Linked DNA regions of Homo sapiens: region 1 is linked to region 2. The links are chromatin loops, found by intact Hi-C in ENCODE. Cell type or tissue: uterus. All regions are shown on one strand.

Region 1 (2,500 bases), 62 kb after region 2:
GCTCTATCATTTGTTCTTGCCAGCAAGTTAGAACTTAATGAATTTTTATGTGTTTAATAAATGCGTTCTTCAAAATATCCTGAAACTCTTCACTTTAAAATCGATTTTAAAATTTTATTACTAGGTTTTCTAAGTTTCCAGTGTTCTGATTGTTAAAGGTTATACATTTACACAGCTTTGGCAACAAAAATAACATTAACGATGGAAACATTTTCAGCCATTATTTGCAAAATGCTTTTATCATTGCAGAGGTTTTTGGTTTTCTTTGTTCAAAAAGCAACTGATTTCTCACCTTAGAGAAGTAAATTAGTTTGACTGAGAAAGACTCTTCCTTTAAACCCCACTCTTTCACTGATTACTGAGTGATCTTGGGGAAGTCAGTTTTGCCTTTCTGAGCCTTGGTTTCCTCATCTGTAAAATGGAGTTAATTGTCCCTACTTTTTAAGGCTGTGTCATGAGTCAATGACTTAACCCACTGAAAGCAGAACATGCCTGGTCCATGTATTTAAATGGGACCAGTAAGTGTGTTTATTTGTTCAAAACTGTCTAAGAAGTCTACTACCATCTGCCACTTGTCACAGGAAGTCAGCATACTTGCATGATTGCATGCTTCTTCTTGTAAGAAAAAATGCACAACTTTAAGTTAGACTGTGCTTTATTTCATCCCAAGATAACCCACAAACCTCTTTGTGACACAACAATTGTCATGTTTATTTCCCATTTCATTTAAGCTAAAGCTAATACTATTTGCAATTCTGCAATTTAAGATGCATTTCTTTCACAGGGCACAGTTAAACTACAGGTGTATGGAAACATGTGAATGTAAACAAACAAAGGAAGATCCTGCTGCAGCCTTCCGTGTTGGAGGACTCCTGCTCTTGCTGCAGTGTCCTGTGTGACCTCTCAGATGTGGCACAAGACTGTCTGATTCACTAGACATCAAATGTTAGTAGGCCTACTTTCTTTTTTTTACTCTTATATAGAATGTAAATATCAAGGGGATTTCATGTATCTTGTGCCCTCCACTGTGGAGTCCATTGCTCTGGTCTAGCAGTTTCTAACAAAGATTCTCTACATACTACCAGAGCTACTAAGTCAGACTCCTTGGGTGAGGTCTGCTTCTCCACCAGCTCCCAGCCTGCTGGCGTCTGACAACTTGATGAAACTAACCTCCCCACGTGGGCAGCTCCTTTACAGCAGCCTTGACAGGTGTTCATCTTCTTGAACATTTCTGATGATGAAGAGCTTATTACCTTCCAGTGTGGTCCAGCTCATTTTTGGACTCCTATAATTGTCAGAAAACACGTTCTTCTGCCCTCCCTGTAGCTCTTCCCACTGGTATAAGTATATTGCTCTCTGGTGTCACACAGAAAATGATTCACCATCTCCTCCCCTCTTCTCCCTCTCTCCTCCCTAGACCCTTAAATCAATTCCCAACTGACTTGGTTTCTAGAATGTTTCTCCCACCCAGATTCCCCTCCCCTGGCTGGTCTACTACTTGGAAATATTGCTCAATATCTTGTGTGTCATCGGGCCAGGGCAGAGCACTGTGGGTGTGTGGCCTCCTCTGATTGCTGCTGCAATGGGACTGTTAATGCCAAAGAGATTCATCATCACCAGCTGAGATTTGCCTGCTCTCTCCAATTGGGTGCTATGTATATATGCAGCACTACATTCATGAATGGTAGAAATATCTTGCATAATTGAGTTGAGGGATTTTGAAACTCTCTTCAAGATATTTCCTCTGTGTCCACACGTACATAATATACTGGTTCATGGTGCAAAGTCCTAAAGATATGATATTCTAAAGTTTGTGTTTCTATCTTCATCTTGTTTCTTACCATTAAAAATATGGCATCAGGCTGGGTGCAGTGGCTCACGCCTGTAATCCCAGCACTTTGGGAGGCTGATCAGGAGTTCAAGACCAGCCTGGACAACATGGTGAAATCCCATCTCTACTGAAAATATAAGAATTAGGCAGGTGTGGTGGCTGGCATCTGTAATCCCAGCTACTAGGGAGGCTGAGGCAGGAGAATCGCTTGAACTAGGGAGGCGGAGGTTGCAGTGAGCTGAGACCATGCCACTGCACTCCAGCCTGGGCAACAGAGCAAGACTCCATCTCAAAAAAAAAAAAATGGCATCAGGACAAGCACTGAACCTAGGATCATGTCAGTTGGTACCATGTAGGCCCACCTCTACTGTGTGACTTTCAGCAGGACACTTACTCTTTTTGTGTCTCTCAACCCTCAACAGATAATATGAGAATATCAGTGCCTACCCTCCTGACCTCAGAAAATTTTAGCAAGAATTAAATTAGTTACAAATTGTGAAAATTTTTTACAGTAGCTTTTAAAAATAGAATGTATATATTACTACCGTTATTATTACTATGTAAGCTGTAGGCACTTAATAAATATTAATGGAGAAATGAAACATAAATGATAGAGAAAGGGCTAAATAATGACAAGAAGGAAGATCAGAGTAAGATAAGACGTAACAT
Region 2 (2,500 bases):
TAGTGGGAAGTGTATGGGTCACAGGGAAAATCCTTCGTGAATGACTTAGTGCCATTCTCACAGTAGTGAGTGAGTTCTCATTCTGGTGAGACTGGGTTACTTCTCCAGGAATATTTTAGTTCCCTCAAGAGTGGGTTGTTATAAAATTAGGAAGCCCCTTGACTCTCTCTCTTTGTGTGTGCCCCCTTCCTCTTTGAACTTTTCCACCGTGTTATGATGTGACATAGAAGTCCTCACCAGAAGCCAGTTTAGTGCCCTTGAACTTCTCAGCCTGAAGAACTGTGAGCTAAATAAACCTCTTTTCTTTATACATTCTCAGGTATTCTGTTTTACCAACACAAAATGGACAAAGACAACATCTAACTAAAGGAATATTATTCAGTACTAAAAAGAAATTAGCTATCAAGCCATGAAAGTTAATGGAGGAACCTCAAATGCATGTTACTGAGTAAAAGAAGCCAATCTGAAAAGGATATATACTGTATGATTCCAACCATATAACATTTTGGAAAAAACAAAACTATGAAAACAGCAAAAAGATCAGTGGTTGCCAGAGGATAAGGAGGAAGAAAGGGGTGAACTGGCCAACCACAGAGAATTTTTTTTTTTCTGAGATGGAGTTCCTCTATTGTTGCCCAGGCTAGAGTGCAATGACGCGATCTTGGCTCACCGCAACCTCCACCTCCAGGGTTCAAGCGATTCTCCTGCCTCAGCCTCCCGAGTAGCTGGGATTACAGGCCTGCACCACCACACCCAGCTAATTTTGTATTTTTAGTAGAGACGGGGTTTCTCCGTGTTGGTCAGGCTGGTCTCAAATTCCTGACCTCAGGTGATCCACCCACCTCAACCTCCCAAAGTGCTGGGATTACAGGTGTGAGCCACCGTGCCTGTCTCCACAGAGAATTTTTAAAGCAGTGACACTATTGCATATGTTACTATAATGGTGAATACATCTCATCATACATTTGTCAGAACTTATAGAACATGCAACACCAAGAGGAAACCCTAATGAAAACTGCCGACTTTAGGTAATAATGATGTGTAGATGTAGGTTCATCAGTTATAACAAATATACTACTCTGGTGCCTGATGTTGATTATGGGAGAGAGTGGTGAAGGGTGGCGGGAAGCTATGAGAACTTTCTGTACCTTCCGCTCAATTTTACTGTGAATCTAAAACTGCTCTAAAAATTAAATCTACTTAAAAAAACAAAAAGAAAACAAATGAGGCATCACTTTACTCTTGTAATATGTGCAGATATTAGGAAGCTGGGAAATGCCAAGTGTTAGTGGAGAGGTGGGGATATCATGCACTTCTGGAGGACATGGAAATAGGCCTATATTCTATATCACAATTTGGTACCTCTATAGCACCATTTGGTCAGATTGGGTGTTCACATAACTAGGACCCATTCCTTAGTACCTATCCCAAATATAGTCTCTCACATCTAGAAAGGGACATCTGAGAAAATGTACATTTCAATGTTGCTTGTAGGGACAGAGAGTCAGGGTCCATCTGGGTGTTCATTACCTGGTGTAGAGGAAGTGAACGTGGATAGGTGAAGTATGATTGTTGCAGAAGTTAAAAAGCCACAGTTCTGATTTGCATATAGCAACATGTATATTAAAAATAGTGAAAAAGAAAGATACAGAATGAGATATAGAACACAGTACCATTAAAAGAAAATTTAAAATATGTGTACACCAAAGAATACATACAAATAAAAAGATCCTCATTAAATATGTTGGAATAGTTTCTTATGTGGGAGGAGAAAAATAGGAGTGAGGAATGTCCATAGAAGTTTTAATAGAGTTTAAAAAAAACTAAATAGCAGCTTTGTGTGGACCAGCAGTAATAATATACCATAAACTGAGGAGTGTGATTAATCTAAATCTCTATATGTGAGATACAACTATTAGTTGATTGGTAGCTAGATATACATGACAGACAGACATAATATATAGAGATGATAGATTAGATAGATATGACTGATAGGTAGATAGATAGAGATAAAGAGAACATTCTCTCTTCCATTATGGCCTTTGAAATACCAACACTACCACCACCAAACCCAGAGAGTTCTATTCTCAATCCATTTGACCTTGTTCTTGTTATGTAACTGTGAAACTCTTATTCAAAAAACAAAATACTAAGGCTTCTTATTCAGGACATAAGTACAGTGCACCCAATCTTCTAGATTCTGGAACATCCTAGAGGGAAATGTGCAAATGTATGGTGGCATAGAGGACACATTTGGAGAACTACATTGAGCACGTTTAGAATCCCGTTGTAACTGCAATTTAGAGTGAGAAAAGAGAGCTCTAGGAGATTAATCTACAGAGGGAGATAAGGTTAGATCAGTTCACAGATAGTAGGTGAGGCTAAGGAGTTTAAATTTGGACCTGAGGTAAATGGGGAGTCATCAAAGAATATTAAGCAAAGATGAGAATGACCTGATTTGTATTTAGAAAGATTACTCTGATTGTAACATGGAGAAAAG

Evidence for each region. Peaks named below come from ENCODE experiments on the same cell type or tissue, not always from the same donor. Only the 100,000 strongest peaks of a DNase experiment are listed, where the experiment ranks them.
Region 1: a loop joins it to region 2, with 15 times the contacts of the local background. A loop is called at or near these places in 2 of 110 quality-filtered maps.

The regions. Positions count from the first base shown.
Region 1 is chr5:127,087,464-127,089,963 of GRCh38, reverse strand. No RefSeq gene overlaps it. Among named protein-coding and RNA genes, the nearest start is that of C5orf63, 15 kb to the right of the region's middle. In uterus, no CTCF peak of the experiment used is centred here; a DNase peak (open chromatin) is centred at 1,533.
Region 2 is chr5:127,149,755-127,152,254 of GRCh38, reverse strand. No RefSeq gene overlaps it. Among named protein-coding and RNA genes, the nearest start is that of C5orf63, 78 kb to the right of the region's middle. In uterus, no CTCF peak of the experiment used is centred here; no DNase peak of the experiment used is centred here.